2 separate regions of the Mus musculus genome follow, and region 1 is linked to region 2. Evidence: chromatin loops called from intact Hi-C (ENCODE). Cell type or tissue: heart. All regions are shown on one strand. Each heading gives the region's core, and the rest is flanking DNA. Links, peaks and the distances in the headings are about the cores only. Region 1 holds the start of Sel1l (sel-1 suppressor of lin-12-like (C. elegans)). Region 2 holds the start of Gtf2a1 (general transcription factor II A, 1).

Evidence for each region. A loop is a pair of places that touch in the nucleus more often than their neighbours do. Peaks named below come from ENCODE experiments on the same cell type or tissue, not always from the same donor. Only the 100,000 strongest peaks of a DNase experiment are listed, where the experiment ranks them.
Region 1: a loop joins it to region 2, with 3 times the contacts of the local background. A loop is called at or near these places in 3 of 42 quality-filtered maps.

Annotation. Positions count from the first base shown.
Region 1 is chr12:91,845,553-91,856,808 of GRCm38, reverse strand. It overlaps Sel1l (sel-1 suppressor of lin-12-like (C. elegans)), which reads left to right and starts at 7,652. Exons shown (of 21, transcript NM_001039089.1): 1 at 7,652-7,850. The coding sequence starts at 7,778. In heart, for the core only: no CTCF peak of the experiment used is centred there; a DNase peak (open chromatin) is centred at 7,528; H3K4me3 peaks cover 1,758 bases; H3K27ac peaks cover 637 bases.
Region 2 is chr12:91,585,443-91,596,789 of GRCm38, reverse strand. It overlaps Gtf2a1 (general transcription factor II A, 1), which reads left to right and starts at 7,141. Exons shown (of 9, transcript NM_031391.2): 1 at 7,141-7,255; 2 at 9,989-10,090. The coding sequence starts at 7,226. In heart, for the core only: CTCF peaks have their summits at 6,509 and 8,551; DNase peaks (open chromatin) are centred at 6,539, 6,759, 7,519, 8,319 and 1 weaker place; H3K4me3 peaks cover 4,204 bases; H3K27ac peaks cover 3,952 bases.

The DNA of each region.
Region 1 (11,256 bases), core at 3,257-11,256, 260 kb before region 2:
AATAAAGACAATTTGTCCAACTACAGATATGTTCTTGGTGGCCTTTGGTTAAAGAGCATTGACAATGGGCATTATAGAAGTAAGGGGAGATCTTAAACAGAAAGGGCAACTGTCTCCTAGGCATCATGTAGGACATGTGACTACTAACATGGCTTTATTCTCTGATACAAATAGCGTGGTTGATAGTCAGTAGCCCCCCTTACATATCATACATGTAGTGGGTTGGCCTGATGCTGCTTATATTCTAATGCTAATATTGCCGCCCCCCCCCCCAAGAACTGGTTGTCCCAGAGATGAGAGAATTTCCACATAAAACCAAGTGACACTGTGTGACTTTGCCCCCAGTTTATTTCTCATTGGTAAATAAAGATGCCAACAGCCAATAGCTAGGCAGAAGAGACATAGGTAGGGTTTAGGTCTCCTGAACTTGGGATGGAGGAGAACCATGAAGAGAAGAAGAAGGTCCAGGAGGAGGAAAGAGAAGCCACGATGGGTCAGGAGTCAAGAAATCGTGGCCCTGAGAGCTGGCCAATAGGAGTTATGAGCAGCCCAGATGAAACATAATAAGTAATAACTTGGGGATGTTGATAGGAAAGTAGATTATAATACCATAGAGGGTAGATATCTGACCAGCTCTAGTGCTGATTAAGGCTTATTGTAAATATAAAGGTTGTGTGTTGTTGTTTAGTTTTGTTTTTTTAATAGTCAAAAGGCAAGGTAGAAACTCCAGATTGGGATTTAAAAATTCTACAACAAATATAGTCAATTACACCCTTTTGATGTAATTCAGACAAGATGGGGACCTCCTATACTGAGGCAGAATCCAGTTACATAACCTAAAGAAAGCCAGTCCAAAGGTGAAGATGAAATATAATATACCTAAGGACAACATAAAGAAACAGGAGAAGCAGATGTCCTCCTAATGCGATATGCATGTGCCTATAGAACACGGAAGCAACCACTCTGTAGCTGTGCGAAGGCTGCCACTGCAGAGCCCGAAAACTCTCCAGCTTCCAGCTCAGAAAGCTTCTCTCTTTCCATCTCCTTTCCCTGAAATCCTAAGTGCCTGCTGGCCCCTAAGTCCGAGGTGTTTTCTCTCTCTCTCTCTCTCTCTCTCCTCTTTCTGAAGCAACCCTTACAGAGAGAGAGAGAGAGAGCACAGCTGCACACACAGCTCTACTGCTAAGCGTGTCTACTCTCTGACTTCCAACTCAAAGCATCTCACTTTCCCTCTCACCCCTCTTTCTGTCTCCCTTGGCCCGGCAGTTGCAGGCATTCCTAGCTTTCCTGCCCTGTTGTTTTCTCTCCGTAACTCTAATAAATCACCTTTGCATTCCTATATGCACGTAGAGATTATTTCATCTACAAGCCCTGCAAAATTGGACCCTGTATATGACAGTAATGGAAGGGAAGCAAGGAGGGAAGAAAGGATCAGAGAGGAAGGAATTTCCATATGAATATAATGTTTTGAATGCAAAATTGACTAGTTAGACCATTCACTCCAGCATTGACAACTCTGAATTGAAAGGGGTTTCCAAGTGTTGTTTCCTTGTAATATCAGCAAATCCATTCTTGCTGCAAGTTAGTTTGACCTAAGAGAAGAAAAAAAAAACCTATTCAAAGACTAAACCCAAAGATGTCTATCCAGTTATTCTGGATATAAAAGCCTCCTTGATTGTCCTTTATCTGATATGATCAATAGTGTCCAGTGAGAAAATATCCCACAAAGTAAATACTACCTCAGACTGGAGCTTGGTAAACAGCCTGAGGGCCTAACACCTTCTGTCAGCTTCTTGCCTTCTGTCAGCTTCAAAGTCAGGTAAAACCACGCCTCCACAATCTATGACCTACACTTAGAACTGCTGTTCTTGAACTATAATGACAGAATGGAACAAGAACATCTGAAGTTGATTTATTAGGATTATTATGATGTACCTTCCAGATGCTGTCCCCACGCTATGAGGGATATGATGAGGTAGAAAGCCATTGTTCAAGTTAATAGCTCAGAATGTAAATGAAGATCATGGTATGCCCTCGGATCTGGTTACTACTTATTGGATTTATACTTTATTTATGGATGAAAAACAAACACGTGAAAAATTACTTTAATGTGCTTCAGCTACATCAAAGAAAGTACTTTGTCTTCTAAGTTCTGAGAACATATCCTGTTTCTCTCTCCCTAATCCGTCCTTGGCAGACACCGCAATACAAATGTGAGCAACCTGTGTACGTTACCAGCTCAAACAGCTCCCTTAGCATAGGAAAGGATATAAGCCTCTAAGAGCTGATGACAGCCACTCCACTCTCAGGATAAAGCTAGGAGCTGTCCCACCATGCGTAAGGGAAAAGTAAGCTGAGTGGTAAGAGGTCACCCGTTGACTTATTGCCCTCTTTCAGGTTTTGTGTCGCGTTGTCATAAAGAGCAAACAGGTTCTCTGAAACTTGGCAGTCTACAACAGTAAGTTAGAAAACTAATAGGGGCCAGACAGAATGGAGACAGCTGAGCAAATACTATGGACTGACAAATAATAGCATTATCACCATGTGCAAGCACAAGAAGTACCTAACCTTAACTGGGGATGCTGGCTGGGAACCTGGAGGAACATGTGCTCAGACTGGATAAGACCACTGAGAATTCACAGCCTTTCCACCCCTCAACTAAACATCATTCAAGGCAGCAGGCTGACCAAATAAATCTGATTTTCCCACAGTCCTGACCCTACTCTGAAAATGTCAAGTTTACCCAGGAAGTCAAGGTCCTGTTAGCATTTTCAAAACAGGTCAGTTATACATTGCTGGCTAGTGGTAAAAAATTCTACCAACTGTAGACCTTTCCAAATCAAGGGACTAAAATGAATTTCCTTCTACCCCTTATAAACAATCTGCAAGAAACAGTAACATTAGTTAAACATGGCACAATATAGAAAGCACTTTCTCTCTGAATTTGGAAACTGTACACCTGACAAGTACATCTATTGATCAACAACTATCTAGTGTTAGTTGAGGGCAATGCCAACACGAGGAGTCATACAAATGATGGCTGATCTTAGCAAGTTTAAATCCATTTAAAGGGCCAGATTGAAAACAGCTGAGGGATATCTAGAGCCATAACTAGGAATGAGGAAAGCGCTAGTTGAAAAAGTCTCAGCAAAGAAGAGATTCATGTAAAATTGGGAAGGATGCCAAGCTTGAGCAAAAGAACAATAAGGGTCTCCGGGAAGAAGGTAAAGAGACGGGAAAGCACAGAGGATGGTATTAAGGTAGAAATCTGCAAGGCAGATGAAAAGAAGCAGAACTCCATCTGTGTAGCAGCTAACCAGGGCTCTAACAGCATAAAGCACTCCGTAAAAACCGTAAGCGAAAAAGAGGAAAATTTCATTGTTTGCAACACATGTATGCATCTTAAGGACAAATGTCAATCTCTGAAAGATAATCACCCCAAGAAGAAGCCAGTGATAGGCAGAGACATTGATTTGACCTAGCTATCCAAAATGTATACATATACTAGAATCTCACACAATGTACCATTAAAAAAAAAAAAAAAAAAAACGTAAGCGAGGGGCTGGAGAGATGGCTCAGTGGTTAAGAGTACTGGCTGCTCTTCCAGAGGTCCTGAGTTCAATTCCCAGCAACCACATGGTGATTCACAATCATCTATAGTGGGTTCTGATGCCCTCTTCTGGTGTGTGTGGAAACAGCATACCCATATACATTAAATAAATAAATCTTTAAAATACTAAAAAAAAAAAAAAAAAAAAAAAAGTAAAAAGTGAGGGGAAAACCACTAGGAGTGAGAACTCTCCAGTCTTAGTCATTAGATAACCACTGTTTCCTGCGTGGGAAGCAGAAGTTTCTTCCCCAAAAGAGAACTTTGAACACAGATTCCTGGTTTATAAGTAAAGGAAGTTCTAAATATTTTGTGTTAAAAGAGAAGCTGATGAAAACTTCAAACAGATATATGAAAGGGATGTTTAAGGAAACATAGCCACTGTCTGTGTCTTAGGTTAGAGTGGAGGGAGGCTGGCATGGGTAAATATGGCTACTAGGATTCAGGTGCATCCAGGGAAGAGAACATGAGGGCCAATAAGGGAGTTTCTAGGGAGAAAGGAAAACAAAACAAAACAAAACAAAACAAATCATACAATACTATGAGTAATTCAATAATATGAAGTAACACAACACAATATCAAAATAGTTAAATGTCATAAAAAAGCACGCTGCTGGCAAATTAATTATTAGTGAAAGTATATTTTAATAGTAATTACATGGTTCAAAAGGACTAGACTTGATAATAGGTAAGATAAAAGGTAGGAAAATAAACCGTTATTTTATTCTCTAGTTTCAAAACAGTGGGTGTTAGGGTTCCTACTGCTGCAATAAGACACCATAACCAAAGGAAAATTGGGGAGGAAAGGGTTTATTTGGCTTACACTTCCATATCACTGTTCATCATTGAAGGAGAGAAGTCTGGACAGGAACTCAAACAGGGCAGGAACCTGGAGGCAGGAGCTGATTCAGAGGCCATGGGGTATGCTGCTTACTGGCTCCCTCCTCACGGCTTGCTCAGCCTGCTTTCTTATAGAACCCACAAATACCAGTCCAAGGATAGCACTACCCACTGTAGGCTGGGCTCTTCCCAATCAATTACTAATTAAGAAATTCCTTACAGACCTGCCTACAGCCTGATTTTATGGAGGCATTTTCTCTCCCCACTTCTTTAGAAATTTCACATCATGCACTCCAATCCCACTCCCCTCCCACTCCCCTCATACCTGCCCTCCACCCTTGTGACCTCTCCTCCCAACAGAGGAAAAAAAATCATTGTGGTAGCTGTAGTGTGTCACAGTGTGCCCCACAGCATACCCTTTTGTCCACACTGCTTTGCTTGCAAATGTTCATCGCAATGAGTCGGTGGTCTGGTTTGAAGCCTCTGGCTTCTGCTACACCATCAATACTGGAACTTCACTGGGACTCCTTTCAGGCATCCTGTTGTTGCCCTGTGTCATGGAGATCCCGTAGTTTTGGATCTGTAGGACTGGCTTCTTTATGCACTCCAGCAGTTCACTGATAGGGTAGATGTTGCAGTGGGCAATTTCAAAGCCCTGGATCTGGGTCTGAGTGGTAGCTAGCTGGTCAGCCTGCCAGCTCTCCTGCACCCACACCACCCAGATGAGCTCTCCTATCTTGCCCTGGCTGGTCCATCCAATGCTGTAGCCAGCAAAGGGCAAAGCCAGGTCTCCTGCTCTCATGTCCTCAGGTCTGGGTCATCCACACCCATGCTGTCAGGACCAGCTCTACTATGCTGCCCAGATAAAGGGCAGGACCCACTTTTCCAAGTGTTGCAGCTGATGAGGGACAGGGCCAGTTCTCCCACTCTCGTGACTCCAGAGCCAGCTCTTCCAACTGCCATAGTTATCAATGGATGAGGGGGGAGGAAGCCATTTCTCCCTCATCCACACCACCACACAGGAGACAACAGTAAGAGCCAGCTCTCCCATGCTCTCACCCTCAGTCTGGCTCACCCAAAATCTTTATTGGAGACACATAGAGATATATAGTTATATATCTATATCTATATCTATCTATATACACATATACAGATATAGATATATCCAGATTGTTAGTAAAGAAACAGCCAACATGACCACTCCATGATAAGGTTAAGGTTTTAGTTGTTTATATAAGCAGGAAAACAGCCAGATGCATCTAGAAGAGTCCAGAACAGAAAGGGAAGCAGGCTGTGTATGGCCTGGCCTAGGAAAGCAGGACAGAGGAAGAGAATCTTGGAGACAGCAAGAGATGGCAGACGGGGAGAATAATAAGGGTTGGGGTGCCTGCAGGAAGAGTAGAGAATAGTGAGCTATAAGGAGGGTGAGTAGCTTCTGGGAGGGAAGGGCCAAGAGACCAATGAGAGAGCTTTGGAATGTACAACAAGTACTTGTGAGCAGAGACTGAGAGCGCCTAGAGGCTGGCATAGGCTTTCCTATACAGCCACAGGTCCAGGTCAATGGAGAGCCGTATGTCACTTCTGCCAGAGGTATGAGAAATGATTCCTTTTGGCAGATGGAAAGCAATTTCACAAGTTTCTGAAGAATGCTGGCTTTTATCAACCCACCAGAAGTCCTCCTGTGGTCCAGCTGGAGCTCATTTCTGAATATTCAGACACCCTGAGATCTAATATTGAGGACCTTAGCTCCATCCTTCAGAACCCAGGTTTTTTAAAAGCAAGCACAGCAGCATGGGCCTGGAATCCCATTACTGTGGCAGAGCAGACATGAGAATCCTTGGGACATCCTAGTTAAACCAGGGTTTGGCTAGATGAATCAACAAGGCCCATGTTGAGACCTTGTCTCAAAAAATAAGGTGGAGAAGGTAGAGATCAATTGAGAACGAACCCTGACATTAACCTCCATCCTATACACCTTTATGCGCATGGTGCACGCACACACACACACTGAGGGGGTGTTGGGGGGCATGGGGGAAACTGTTCCCCATGCCCTCTGATGCAAACGTACAGCAGCTAATTTTTTAACATCTTCCTAAAAATAATGACTGCCAAAAAAGATAGAAAACAAGTGTTCAGAGAAGTCAAGACACTGAGACAGGAAAGACTTTCCCCCCTAACCCCCTGCTGAGTTCTGTATGCAGTGCTGGAAAATAAATCTTAGAAGGATTCAATTTGATTAAGAAGACTGAAAAGCATCAAGATGCTGCCCTGCCACTCAAAGGGATTGTGCGTGCATCGGTACTTACTACATAACTATTGCAATCCCTGAAGTGCCTTGGCTCTCACCTCTGTGGCCACACAAACCATCTAATCCCTTTTCTGGTCAAGGAAAAAGAGAGCATTGCAATATTTCACTAGAGAAGAATGAGGACCAGTGTTTGAAGGGTTTGGGAGAGCTGTTAGAACATTTATTGAGTGGCTAATATATATGGAAGCCTTAGTGAAAACAATCACAGGAGCTGAACTAATCTCCACTGGTAGGAATTTCTTCCCTTTTGTTTTATTAGGGAAATGACAAGCGGCATTGTCTTGTACTGCTGGCTCTGTAAACTTCACGTATTGCTTCACCTAAGCTTTTTTTTTTTAAGACTTAAGTATTTTTTTTAACTAAATATTTAAAATTTTCAGTTCAGGTATAGCTTATTTCTCAGCGTTCATATCATGTCCAGTTCAAGTTCTCAAAATAATTAAAAAGAAATACTTAGCAACCTTGCAAGTTCTTAACCGTTTGATATCTGTTCCTTGATAATTATTCTGGTTCAAACGCAAGAGTCCAGTGAATCATTTTCTTGAAACTCCTTATGCCCTCAGCCACCTGCGGCTTCTAACCTGACTTTATGCTAAACTGCATCTCCCAAGAGCATCGGCCGAGAAAAATCTAGTGCGGTGCATGGTGGGAGTTGTAGTCCTGGATGAGGGTTCCCCCGCCTTCGAGCCGCTGATTCAGGCGCTACCAATTAGCTGGGGCCATGTCGGTGAGGCCGTGGTCCAACCGGGAAAGCTGGTATGACAACTGTACACAATGATTGGCTAAAAGATGACATAGGGGGCGTGACTATGTGTGGGGTGGGGCGATCACGGCCATTGGCCAAGGAGGACGGAGCGGCGGGCGCGGATTGGCTGCGCTCTGGGCCAGGGAGGCCTGGGAAGGGGCGAAGAAGGAACCTGAGCAGGAAGAGCGGCTGCGAGGCGGCGGCACAGAGGCAGCGGCTGAGTTGGTCGCGGCGACGGCGACGGCGACGGCGAGGGCTCTCGACCTTCGAGAGCAGGATGCAGGTCCGCGTCAGGCTGTCGTTGCTGCTGCTCTGCGCGGTGCTCCTGGGCTCGGCAGCCGCGACCTCGGGTCAGTATCGAGCCTCGGGCAGCAGGCCCCGAGCCACCGCCCCCCGACCGCGGTGGAGACAGGGCCACGGGGCTCAGCGGTCTCGGGCACTGCTCGCCCTGACTGTCACTCGCTCTTGCCTTGGGCATCGGTTAGCCTGGGCCGAAGAGGGTGCTTAGGAAACTGGACATAAGGAAGGGCTGGTCACCCTGCCCACACCTCTCCCACGCAGCAAACTTTAGGTGACTTCTGACGAATTAGGAATTGCCCAATTAGGAGGGGATTCCTGACGGCTGGCTTAGACCCTCAGAGATTCCTCTACCTTCACGTAGGTGATGTGTGCACAGGCTCTGGGACACGCTGGGGTTTGCAGTTGACATACCTGGAGCTGTCACTTTTGTGCAGAGCAGGGTTCATCCGGACTAGGATGTTGACAGTGGAGGAATTGCTCAACACCTGATCTGTTAGTCTGGTTTTTAAAAGAAAAAACTCTGATATAATTGTAGTCACTTGTCCCCCGCGTCCTGGGAAAAATGTGACCTCTGCCACGGTGTCCATGGTCTTTGAGTTTGTAGATAGTCATTTTATTTATGGGTTTTGAGACAGACTTAGTTCTTTCAAAATTAATAGAAAATAATGTTGCCCTTTTCTGTAGGTACAAAAAGCCGTGTGCTTTTAAATTGATTTTTCGACTAGCTGACTTACATTACCTCTTTGCAAAGGATTTTCTTTTTTAATGTTTTGATCTGCCTATATCAGAAAACTTACTGTCTTAGAAATGTTTCTCTTAAACGTACTTAGGATGTTTTAGAGTGAATAAACATTGACTCCTGGAAGACTTTGAGATTTTTAATCAGTTTCGCTTAACAAGACAGCTGTTGGGTGGCTTTATACTTTTTTCTGGAACACTGCAAAATGTAAATGTCATCTTTAAAAAAAAACAAAAAAAAACCCGAATTTCCCCAGATGGTTATTTGAATCCCCAGATCCTCCGTTCTAGTTGTAAATGAAAGCCATAATGTCATCCTACTTCTAAAATCGAGTTAGACCAAAATGCTGTCTCCGGTGTGTTTGGAGACACCCTTTCAAATGTGGCAAGCATATGGTAACCACTTTACTGCCAGCATTATGCTTGAGGTTGATCCTGCTTCATTTGAAATGACAGTTTGTGTTGAAGAGCAGTTCTTTAAAGACTACAATACTTGACTCTGGCAGAAATTCTAGCGGGTATTGTTCAAAAGAAGTATGCCGTGGAAGCTGCCCTTGCCTTGGGTAAAGTACCTGATGGGCTGAGTTCCTCTTGGGGTTTTGCTAAGTTTTAGATCTAGAATATACCACATACCCATACATGAACGAGCTCTGTGACTCTTCACACTGAAGCGCGAAGATTCCAGTAATCAAATAGCATAACTTACATCCCTCTGAAATTCCCATCTGCAGAGTTTAAAGGCTGTTCGAACACAACAGTTTTTCCTGCCTCGTCCGTCAGCTCTGTTGCATGTACTTTGAGCTCTGGACAGTAGAGACGCTCTCCGGTTGGTTCTAAGTCTCTTAGCTATTCTACAATACTTAGCACTCAAGTGTTAAATATTAGGGTTGTATGAGTATAAGTGGAGTGCAGAGTTTTAAGAAATGTCTACTCAGAGTTCTGTCACAGCGACAGCCATGCCAAAGCATTTCTCTGGTAGAGGCATAAACTTAGCCCAAGCTACAGTTACAAAACTGCAGGATGTGAGAGAGCGAAGGCCAGTGCCCCTGCTCATGCAAAGCTCCACATTATCAGATTCAGGCCTCCTCTGGGTTAAACTCTTCTATACCTGCGTGGACTTTTTATTTCCATTTCTTATTTCCTAAACAGTATAATAACTGGTTAACACTTAGCTTCTAAGAAGGGATGGACGGTGTCTGCAAATAGTGTCCTACTTTATATAAGGGACTTTGCAGTGCTTGGGTTTGGGCACCCTAGGGTTAGGACATGATGGGGTGTCCCGGGACCTGGCATTTCTATGTATCAAACACTAGCTTTTCTCGACTTACATCTGATAAAGAGCTTTATAAATTAAAGGCTTGGATTTTTCAGCTCTCCATGGCATGCATTCAGTTGCTTATTTTTAACCTCGTTTTTGAAATTTAGATTTAAAGGTTTGCTCTTAATAAAAGTTACATTTTGTTGTAATTTTGTGTTTAATATTAAATCTTATCCAAGGCAGGTTGAACTTACAACCACGTCAGTGACGTCACTGTTGTTAAACATCATCTAATATGTTGGCTTAGCAACATGTAAAAGCATGATACCTGGATTAAAGTTGCTTTCTTTTTCTTGTAAATGAATAAATTGAGAGGACACACACACACACACACACACACACACATTTCTCCATACTTTTCTCAAGGTAACAGTGAAAAGGTGTTCATGTTTCTCACCTAGAAACACGGGCCTCGTTGAGCTGGGAGTGTTCCCTATCGGTTCTGCTAGCTCCCCTCGTGTTCACTGGGGCAGCCTGAGTTCAATGCAGAGACAGGGTGGGGAGAGACTGCGAGAGATTAGGAGAATGGGTGTCACAGTCTTTACATTAGCTACACTGCCAGGTATTTGAGGCAAGTTGTATTAATACATAAGTTCAGAGAGCAGCTTCTGGATAAGCAGGAGATTTCATTTCCTGGTTGTACTGTTCCTTATAAATAACATCACTGTGAATCAACAGACGCATGTTCGTATCCCCTTTTGACAAACTAAGACAGTAGAGGCCAAGCAAGCCTTCTATCCTGAACCACGTGTGTCCAAGTAAGTATGTGAGAAAGCCAGGCCATAGCTTTCCAAGCGTCAGATTTGGGGTGACTTAGGGTCAGGGGTTCCCTAGGACCTGAAGGCAGGTCGGCAGTTCTTCTCGATAACCTCACTGCTCCTTGTGTTTGGAGCTGGACTAGCCTGCTTAACAGACAGGACACATAGCAAAATGAGTTTGTAACGACCACCTCTCCTTGGCAGAATAGCCATGCTCGTGTGCTGTTCTCTAAGCTAGTTTATCGAAAATAAAAATGGATTTTTTTTTTCAAGGAAAGGGGTACAGTTAGTTGAAGTAGTTTGACAAGTAGTTCTACTTTAAATGTAATACTAGTGAGTAATACTTGCGCATGATTGCAGCGTCTTTTCTTTCACTTGAAACCTACCTTCAGAAATAGTTAAGAGCCTCTTACCAGCAGCTTTTGTAAAAGGTGATCTGTGTAACTCGCAGCCGGAAAGAGAGCTTAGCTTCTCCGTAAAGCTACTGCTTGGAGTAGGTTTTCCAGTTCAGTCAATGAGAAAGAATTCTTTTGTTGACCAAGTCATCTTAGTCTGTGCTCCTAGTGTGTGAAAGAAAGCATGATGCAATGCGTGTGAAACCACCCTGTTGTCACAGGCCCTTTCTCCTGGAGTTCAATAACA
Region 2 (11,347 bases), core at 2,104-10,103:
ATGACCCCTTCAGTACTGGGCTGTCACAACTGAGGCTGTACCTTCACCAATGGCCTTCCATGGCCTCTCATAGTGCCGAGCCTCAGCTGCTCTTTGTGACAACTTCATGCCTTCAAAACCAGTACCACCTGGGTAACTCTTACACATCACCAAGTCCAGCCACCGCATAAGGTACAACCTTGGTTATCTCTGGAACACAGGCTCTGTGATCTCAAAAAACACTTCCCAGAAGATGTCACCTCAAGGATGCTGGTCTCTTCTTAATCACCGCTAATTTCTTAGCTTCAGCTAACCAGCATCAATAGTCCCAGTAATGCAAAGTTTTTGCCTTAGTAGTTCTGGTATCTTGTTAATCACAGCCGATTCTTCAGCCCCAGCTAACCAGAACCAAAGAATCTTCACAAATTAGCAATAGCCCTGAAAAAAGTCTTTAATTTTCCCTCTGAAATTTCTCAAGCCAGGCCTCCATCTTCTGCACTGTTCTCAACATTATCTTCCAAGCTCCTACACAACATCTGACAGAGCTCTTAACACTGAATGGATCTTCTAGCCCAAAGTTCCAAAGTCCTTCCACAGTCCTCCCCAAAACATGGTCAGGTTGTCACAGGAATACCCCAGTATGATGGTACCAATTTGGGTTTCTATTCCTGCACAAACATCATGACCAAGAAGCAAGTTGGGGAGGAAAGGGTTTATTCAGCTTACACTTCCATCCTGCTGTTTATCACCAAGTCAGGACTGGAACTCAAGCAGGTCAGAAAGCAGGAGTTGATGCAGAGGCAGTGGAGGGATGTTCTTTACTGGCTTGCTTCCCCTGGCTTGCTCAGCCTGCTCTCTTATAGAACCCAAGACTACCAGCCTAGGGATGGTCCCACCTACAAGGGGCCTTTCCCCCTTGATCACTAATTGAGAAAATGCCTTAAAGTTGGATCTCATGGAGGCATTTCCTCAACTGAAGCTCCTTTTTCTGTGGTAATTCCAGCTGTGTCAAGTTGACACAAAACTAGCCAGTACAATGGTTTTACAAATTGTGGCTCTGGTGGGGCAGCTCACATGGGCAATGGCAGCACTCACAAGGTGGAGGCAGGAGGATTTCCATGAGTTCAAGGACAGTCTGGGCTACATAGTGAGTACAAACAGTATAGAAACTAGGGAACACTGAGGAGATGATGACTGGGCTCCTGATACTGGGAATAAGCAAGGAAGAGAGATTATTTGCAGTCTATAAAGAAACAAGACACATGTGGAGAACAGACTCACATCATTATTGAGGCCCAGAGATCCAGTGACCAGCCATCTGCACGTGGAAGACCTGGGAGATTCCAATGACTTGGAAAAATCTCAGAGCCAGTGGTATAAGACCAGGCCTAAATCTGTAGGACTGAGAACTAAAGCGAGAGACAGAAACGTAAGGGTATCGTGCTCTAAGTTCCCAGGCCGATCTTAAAACCCTGAGAACCAGAAATGCTGAAATTCTAGGAAGACAGATGCTTCACCAGAAACGCGCAGAAGTGAATTCACCTCCGTTCTGTCTTTCTGTCCCCCTCTGGCCATTGACAGATAGGATAAGAATTCCCATCCTGATTGTAATCTGTAGTATTTGTTTTACTTATGCAAATGCCACTGAAAAAACTTGTCTTGGTGACTTTCAAATATTTGTGACTAAAATACCCGCGGGAACAATTTAAAGCCGAGGGAAGATTATTTTAATTCATAGTTTCAGACTCTCAGGGGAGGGAGGGTAAGGCAGAACCGACTGAATCACATCACAGTGGGAAAGCAGAGGAAACAAGGCTTACACAAAGGGCCTAGGGCAAGACCTAACCTCCAAGGGAGGGAATGCCTCTAGTGGCCCATTTTCTGGGTAGGCCCCATTTCCTACTTGACAACAACCCCCAATAATACAACGCACATTATCCCTTTATTAAGAGACTAATCTGTCTATTAGAACAGAGCCTCAAGAATCCAATCACTTACTAAAACCCCATCCATTGGCAGCCAAGCGTCCAATGCATATCCAAACCACAATACACCTCCACAGACACACTCATAAATAATATTTTATTACTTATCTCAACGTTCATTAGCACAGGCAAATTAACACAAGGCAGTTAACCGTTACAGGATTCTATCCAGCGACTGTGGCTGTATGGAACCGGTTTAAGTAGTTTAAAGGCTAGTTTCCAGTGCCATGGAAAAAAATACTTGTTTAAGCTACTTAACGCGTGATACTTGGTTAAAACAGGATTTAAATTCTTCTCTTTGGTTATCTGTAGGAAAAGATATTCCACATTTGGCTTGGATGAATACTACTTGTGAATTTTATTTGGAGGGGTTTTTTGTTTTGTTTTGAGACAAGGTTTTTATGTAACTCAGGTTGGATATGAACTTATGGCCAGCGCTGAGCTTTTGTGACTTTTGCTCTGGCCTCACTTGATGAGATTACAGGCTCCCAGCACTATGTTCAGTTTTAGACAGTGCTGGGCATAGAACCCAGAGCTTCATGTGAACTATGTAATCTACTGAATTACATGCTGGGTTCCTACAGAAGTATTTTTTTGTACCATTTATTATGGAGCTGTTATAGGGTACCCACGAGAGAAGCCTACTCACAGGTCTAAGCCAACGGAGTCTTTATTAGCCCGCTGGCAAGTACAGTGGGTGTTGGGGATTTCAGTGTCACCCCAAGCCTTTTTCAGGGTGAGCTTTTAAGCTCAAAACCATTATCTTGGTTTGTCATACTTCACTTAACAAGAACAGTTAGCTAAAAACTACAGAACCTAAGAAACAAGGTTAGTACTTTAGAGATTTTTCTATGGACTTTGATGGGTTAGGTCTTTGTTTCGGCTGGTGGTGCTGTTATATGCTGGGTTTTATGGTCTCAAAGGTACTTTCATCAGAGTCAGTTGTGCTAAAATCTGGGGGGGTCTGTTACAGCATCAGTACTGTCTCCAAGCAACCTTGACTCCTCTTAGGGAAAAATAGTTCAAGATCACAATCCAGAAACAAGTGTTACTCGAAGTTACTGGATTGGTCATTTTTTAAGCTCTTTGAGATACATATTTTATGAAATAAATAATTGAGGCTTTGTTCTTGTTTTAAGGAAGGCTTTTCCTGCTCGTGGCTTAAAATTAGAAAACAGACCTTCTCAAAAGCAGTGGCCCTGAAATATCACACACAATCTAGGTACTACTGGTACTGAAATATCACACACGATCTAGGTACTACTGGTACTGAAATATCACACACAATCTAGGTACTACTGGTACTGAAATATCACACACAATCTAGGTACTACTGGTACTTGTTGCCGCTAGGTTGACTTCAAGTAGCTCATCATGAGTCTTAAAGACTCAATACTAGTGAATTTTGTTTCTGCTCTGTATTGTCTTAAATATGTATTTCTTCTCTCCCATGTTGACAAGAGATTAGCATTTCAATCTGTAGACTATGTAAGGATCATTTTAATCATTTGGGTATCATCATGGAGGTCCTGGTCTCCAGAACATATAGGGTTTTTTGTTGTTGTTGTTCTTGCTGTTGTTGTTCTATTGAGAGAAAATGTCTTGTTTTCTTCCTAAAAAGACAGCTATAATGTAGTCTAGTATGTTTAATTATTAATACAGGAGACACTAACAAAATGCACTATTGTTGTTACAGAGTATTGTTGTTACTATTGTAGCACAGAGTAGAACTCTCAGGCATTTGTGACTAACTCTCTTGTTTTTTTCTGTTTGAGACAGGATCTCTCTACATATTACTGACTGTCCTAGAACTCACGGAGATCCTCCTGCCTCTGCCTAAAATCAAAGGTGTGCCTACCATCCCTGGCTAATACAGATATTTTTATCTGCCTATATAAAATATTTTGAAGTTAGAGAAAGATATTCATTACAAAAAAAGGCACTACATACATTAAAAATATAAGCTGTATCTACATTCATTAAAAATATAAACTTAGGGGCTGGATAGTTGGCTCAGCGGGTAAGAGCACTGACTGCTCTTCCAGAGGTCCTGAGTTTAAATCCCAGCAACCACAAGGAGGCTCATAACCACCCGTAATGAGATCTGACGCCCTCTTCTGGTGTGTCTGAAGACAGCTACAGTGTACTCATATAAATAAAGTAAATACATCTTTCAAAAATATTATATAAACTCAAAATTGGAAATCCAGTGTGTTTTATACAAAGGGCTATTACAATTAGAAGGCATTCAAGCTTTAGAAGAAAGGAGGAGGGTCAGTTAAAAAGAAACATGATACAGTTTTGCTTGAGCGCCTTCTGGACAGTCTTGTCTTGGAAGTTAAACATTAAGTTCCAGAATTTTTATATAAGATCAGAAAATATCTGAAGCTGGTTGACATACACTCACTGTGACTACAGGGGTGCTACAGCTAATTGAAGAAGTAGAGACAATACACTGGAATGGAATCCTTGGTGGTTTCTTACAGGCACGTGGGCACTGAAAGGGGAAGAGGTTTGGGGAAACCCACTGTGTGTTAGGCATCATTGCAATCTAGACTGTATAGACATGGGAAGAGCCTCCAGTAGTCTGATTGTATTGTTTTTTTTTTTCTAGAAGTTTACTTGTATTTCTGTATATACATGTGTATTCCTGTACTTGTGTGCTCAGGTACTTGAGGAGCTGGAGCCGTGCTGCTTTCAGTCTCCTGATGTCCCCAGGAAGAGCACTTTTAACTGAGGAGCCATCTCTCTCTCTCTCTCTCTCTCTCTTTTTTTTTGTTTTTTCGAGACAGGGTTTCTCTGTGTAGCCCTGGCTGTCCTGGAACTCACTCTGTAGAACGAGGCTGGCTTCGAACTCAGAATTCCGCCTGCCTCTGCCTCCCAAGTGCTGGGATTAAAGGCGTGTGCCACCACGGCCGGCTTGCATGGAGTCTTAAAAAATCAGAGTGAGACTCACTGGGAATGGGCCTCCCGGTTTTTCATGATAACGGTAACCTTAATATTTAAAAAAAACCCAAAATGTTCAAAGTGTTGATTGGATCACAATTTCAAATACTTATGTCCTGTGAATTATTTTCTAGTGCTCCAGACCAGACACACCTTGCAGGGAACTGTTGAGCCACTATTTAGTGGCCAAATGTACTGTGGCACTTGCCTTTAATGCCAGCACTCAAAGAGCAGAGGAAGGTGGATCTCTGTGAGTTCAAGGCCAGCTAGGACTACAAGGATTCTGTGTAGTCCTGGAACTTGTAGACCCTGTCTCAAACAAACAAAAAAAGAGAAAAAGAAAAAAAAAAAAAAAGAAATTAAAGGAGAGAATGGAGCTAATGTTGAAGAAATCCTAGAGTCAAGTGTGGTGGCATGCCTTTGATCCCAGCACTGGGAAAGTAGAGGCAGGCAGTTCTCTGAGTTACAGGAAAGCCAGAGAAACCCTGAGGTGAAAAAAAAATTCTCTCAAGAGAAGGTTTATGTCCAGCTTCTTAGTATGCATGGTCCCAGTCTTCGCTAATCCCCTTCCCTGAGGTCATAGGAAACAATCTGTAGTCTTTCCATGCTCTTCTAGTCTTTGATATTTCACTTATCTGGCTTCACTGGCATAGAATGACATTGTCTGATTGCTTTTTGAACATAAAATGCCCACGTCCACATTACATTTTGTCCCCATATTCCTAGGACCAGGGAAAGTGGCAGTTGTTAAATTCTGCCTACCAAACAGGAATCTGTTCCGTAAAATATTGATACAAAGGCAGAATTTGCTTGCACGTCCCAGGTCAAACTCCCGATGAATTGCACTCCAAGATACCAACAGACTCTGCCTGATCTCTTGGGACAGGCCAGGCAAGTTGATGAGTCAACGGCATGGGTTTCAGATGTGGTTAGTCACTGTGTGCTGGCCAGTGTGCAAATCACAGCACTCTGGTAACATTAAAAACAGAGCAGTAATGTATGTCAGGGAGTCAAATATGTAGTAGTTGTATCCGAGTTCCTTTTCTTTTTTCGTCATTTCTACCACCCTAAGAAGTCATCTAAAGTACTTTTGAGTTGGTAGAGGCTGACTCTTTGGGGCATTTTAGCCAAACCACCTAATAGTTTAATTTTGTACAGACAAACGGCTGGAAACACCTACAGGCGTCCCTAATTCTGTAAAGTAGACAGAGGGAGAACAAAGCTTTCCTAGCCTTTGGACTTATACACAACTTCACGAGGTCTGTCCTTTGCAAGAGGCGCGAACTTCCTCCTCATCCGACCTAAGCTCACGAATCAAAAGATGACTCCGCATTTAAAAACTGTCCCAAGCCCCAGCGCGCGGGAGCCGGAAGCCGCGCCACGTGACCCGCCGTCCCTCCGCAGCCATCCTCCGGGGAAGCCTATCGCTTCGGCGGCTACTCCCACTCCTCCGCTCCACCGGAGCGGCTGCGCGTCCACCCGACGCAGCGCTAGGTACCCTTGATCGCTGGCTTCCCTCAATACCCCAGCCTCCTCCGGAGGACGCCTCCCGGTCCAACCGGTCGCCACCACCACCGCCACGGACCGCTTCCGCCAGGGTGCGGACCACGTGATCGCGCGAGCCATAGGGGGGTGGGGAAAAGGCCGCGGCGCGCGCCTTCTTTACTCCAGGCCCGCGGCCCCGCCCACCCGGCCACCCAGCCGGGGCGGGGGGGAGGGGGGGGAAAAGAAACCTGGCGACGCCCCGGGCGCGCGTGCGCACGCGGTTCTCGCGGTGTCTCGCGCTCGGCCCCGCCCCCCGCTGCCCCCGCCCTTTCCGCCCCTCCCTCCCTCCGCCCTGTCTCTCGGCGGCGGCGGCGGCGGCGGCTCGCGCAGCTCGTTGGCTCGCTATATAAAGGGGAGAAGCAGGCGGACCGGACGGCTGGAGCTGCAGCCGGTGGCGGCAGCGGTGGCGCGGGGAGCGGTGACCGGTGTTGGTTTCCCTCCTCGGCGCCGAGTGGGGAGCGGGTGACGCCCCCTAACCCCCTAAGGGGTCGTGGCTAATTTTTTCCCCCATTTTTTCTTTTTTCTTTAGGCGATTCTCGAGGTTTTTAGCTGCGGGAGGAGTGCCCCCCTCCTCCTGCTCTCCCGCCTCTTACTCCTTCTGGATCGGTTTTGTTGAGAGATTTTTTTTTTTTTGCCCCACTCTTGGCGGGTGACTTGGGTCACCCTCCGGGTCTCAGTTGTTTTTTTTTTTTTTTCTTTTTTTTTTTTTTTTTAAATTTTTTTTTCCTTTCTTTCTATCTCGTTCCCTCTTGTTTGTGTTGTGTGTGGAAATGGCGAACTCGGCAAACACAAACACCGTGGTAAGGACGTGGTGCGGTGGCCGGCGGGGGCTGCGAAGGTTCCGGCGGCAGGCAACGGCTGGCTGGGACGGACGGACGGACGGGCGGGCGGGCGGGGGCGGGCCCGGGCGAGGCGGCGCTCCCGACCGGGTCCCCTCCGCCCTCCACCGCCGCCGCTGCCCGCCGCGGGCCTGGCCGGGCGGGGGGGACGCCGAGGACTGGCGGGAGGAGGGCGGCGGGGGCCGGGAGCGCCGCGGGGCGGGCCACGCAGGCCGTTGGGGCCCTGGCTTGCCGACCCCGGGGCGCGGACGGGCGGGCGATGGCCCCACGCGGGGACCCGGACCCGGCCAGTCCCCGAGCGAGCGGCTGCGGGTCGAGCCCCGCGTCTGGGGAAGCCTCTCGGATACCGCCGAGGCCGGGCGTGCCTTCGGGGGCTCTCCGGAGGTGGTGCTTTGGGAGAGCCTCCTTTGGGGCCGATTTTACTAATCCTCCGAAAGGAAAGAAAGAAAGAAAAAAAAAAAGACAAAAAAATTATGAAGGTTGGAAAGCACTTATCTCGGTTCCTCCCCAGTGGGTAAAATGGCGAAGGGGAAGCAAAACCCCCGCGGTATCTTCGACTAGCCTAAGCACCAGAACAAACAAAGCCTACATGAATGGCCCAAGAGTCCCCGCTTTCGCCTCGAGATTTGCCTACTTCTTCCCGTTGCTCCCTTTTTTAAAAAGGAGCAAAAAAAAATTTTTTTTTGGTTACTTGCGATCACGTAGGTTTGCAAAAAGCAGTCACATAAAAATAACCTTTTAAAAGAGTCACCAACGCAATGTGATCACTAGGCCACCCCATCTCTTGATTTCTTTTTATGACAATAAAGCACAATATTTGTTTTTTTGTTTGTTTATTTTTAAAAAAAATTTTTTTTTTTCATTTTGCCCGGTCCCAAACGCCGCAGAGCAGCCTGCGGCTGCCCGACACTATACCGTTGGCGACTCGGGTCGATCCATCATGGCTGCGGCCGCTTACCCTGCTTTTCAGTGCCTGCGCCTTGTGGTCCTCCTCCCTTTGGCTGCCCTGTTTATATAGAGCCATTGCCGCTCTCTAATATAGACTCTGCCAGGATGGGAAGGTGCTTTTCAGGCCTACGTCACCGCCTCTCCATTTAAACACCAGATCCGGCTTTAAATAGTGAGAGCTGCTGAGCGCGGGGCTGGGAGGTGCGTGCTCCCGAGGCGAGAGGAGCCGGCGTGCGGAGCTCATTTTATTTCTAGGCTCCTTTCACGCCGAGATTTCGCTCCGGAGCCGGGAGGCTGTTGTCACGGACCCGAGTGTTTTGCTGTGGCCGCTAGAGTGTACTGCCTTTGTTTGTAGTGGGAAGTAGGCCAGAATTGCAGCCTCGTTTTGTTCTTTCTCCCTTCCCTTTATAAGAGTTTCATTTTAAATCGTTTTAGATCAGATAAAATGATTTCCTCCCCCCCACCCGCCCCCTTGGAGGAGATACGGTCAACATTCTCGGCTTAAAAAAAAAATGCGTTGTACATTAAATGTTTCCGGAGGAGGACTTGAGTTTGGTGGTGTGTTCTTAATACCCAAGGCATGAAGCTTTTCAAAGAAATAGTGACTGACTCTCCCCTGTGAGATCTGTGCTCACAATCTATTGCTTGATGTGTGTGTAGAGGCACAGCCTAAACTGAGCTTTAAGAATTAAAGATTAAGTGGTGGTTTTAATTTTACCAGTGGCTAGCATGGTATCTAGTATAAAAATCCACCTAGGTGACCTAATATTGTGCCTAAAAATTAGCATCTTCTAAAAGGAACCTTTATTAATCACTTGCTAATGCTACATGCAGTCTCTAATTCGCCAGTTTCAGAGTTTGGAATACTGTTTTAAAAGGACAGATCTAAATGACCTTGTATGCCATAAAGACAAAAGCCTGCTGCAGTGAAGTTTAGAATTTAGCATTTCCCTTTTTCCTTCAACAACGGCGCTTCTGAATGGGTTAAGTTGTAGGCTGGTTGCTGAATGATTAATTACATAGTAGCAGAGAAGGGCATTGCCTGCTTCAAGTGTTGGACTCTCCAAGGAAAGGGTTTTAGGGTAACTGATTTCAGAAACATTAAAACATCTGGTTTGCTGGAAATTGATCCTACTAATTTAAAATTACATGGCCAGTATAGAGTTTAGTGGTGTAGCCTGAAGGTAGACCAGGACAGGGAAAAAAACCAAGGTAGCTTTTGTATAATCAAACGCTGATAAGACTGCTGGGTATGACCAGGAGACGACTTGTGAACAAAAAGTTCCCCAACATCTAAGACCTGGAAAGGCTGTGAGATGGGACAGGCGTTAAATCAAGCAGGGCTAGTAGGAACCAGGAGTGACCATGAACTGTTATTAATCATGATGGTAGACATTTTGGTCACCATCAAGGAAATTACTGGAATTTGTGTTGACTGTGCATAAAGAACTTTGGTTTATGAACTACTTTGCCCAGCCTTACAGTTTTCTGTCATTGTCAAATTTAGTTTACAGTGTCTCAGTATATTGATCAGGCTGGCCTGGAACTCTGATATCCTCCTGTCTTTGCCTCCAGAGTGATAAGCCTGGCTTAGGATTGTAGTATCTTTAATTAAAGTCACAATTTAAAATAAATTTTAGATAGTTGGCCAAATGGCTTGTATTTAATAATTATTTAATTATTTCTCAAAGCCTACTATAACATTTTGAAATCAGTCTTTTATTGAATCTTATTTTTCCTTTAAAGCCTAAATTGTATAGATCTGTGATTGAAGATGTTATTAATGACGTACGAGACATTTTTCTGGATGACGGAGTGGATGAACAAGTCCTGATGGAACTAAAAACTGTGAGTTTGTCTCTTTTTAAAAGAATAGTTCAGTAATAAAGAACTTTTCTATAGGATGAATGTTTGACTTTAAGGAGAGACAGTATAGTGCAGTGAAGGGTATTGATTTAAACCTCAACTGTCCCTTCTATACTTCCTCTAACTGGGTAGGTAGATAACTTATATTTCAGCTTTCTTCCCTATAAGATAGGAATTGGTAGTACAGACTCATGGGGTGGTTGTTCTTAGGATTAAGTGTACTAAGTATAGAGAATACCTATCAAAATGCCTAATAATAGTTTTACTTGTTCACATGTGGTATTTTATGGTCCAGTTGCTTGACATGTCAGTAATAGTATTTAATTTTTTGTATTCCTATATTTGTAATCTAAAATTTGTTTATGATGGAGCGATTGAACAAATGCTTGATAAAAGAATGTAAGTACTAGAGTAAAATCCTTTTATGTACACCAAATGCTCCTTTTACATATTAAACACTGAGCTAGTTTTTCTTCTTAGGTTTATGAATAAATACTTAGATTTTTAAAATGGCATTTGTGTGGGCACTGGAGACATGGCTCAGTGCTTAAGAGTCTGGCTGTTCTTCCAGAGGGACTGGGACCGGTTCACAGCACCCACGTGGTGGCTCACAATGGTCTGTAAGTACAGTCCCAGGAGACGCCCTCTTTTGGTCTCCAGACATTAGTCAGCACACGAGTGGTGCACAGACAGTCATGTAGGCTGTCTTAGTCAGGGTTTCTATTCCTGCACAAACATCATGACCAAGAAACAAGCTGGGGAGGAAAGGGTTTATTCAGCTTACAATTTCATACTGCTGTTTATCACCAAGGAAGTCAGGACTGGAACTCAAAACAGGGCAGGAAGCAGGAGCTGATGCAGAGGCCATGGAGGGATGTTTCTTACTGGCTTGCTTCCCCTGGCTTGCTCAGCCTGCTCTCTTATACAACCAAGACTACCAGCCCAGAGATGGTCCTACCTACAAGGGGCCTTTCCCCCTTGATCACTAATTGAGAAAATGCCTTACAGCTGGATCTCATGGAGGCACTTCCTCAACTGAAGCTCCTTTCTCTGTGATAACTCCAGCTGTGTCAAGTTGACACAAAAGTAGCCAGTACATAGGCCAAACACTTGTACACACACAGTGCTCTTGTCTCTGGTGGTAGCATGAGGTGAAACTGGAGGGGTTTTGTACTTGTTGGACCCGATTTGAACATTTCGTAGTTTATTATTCTTTCATTTAAAAGTTGCATCATGTGT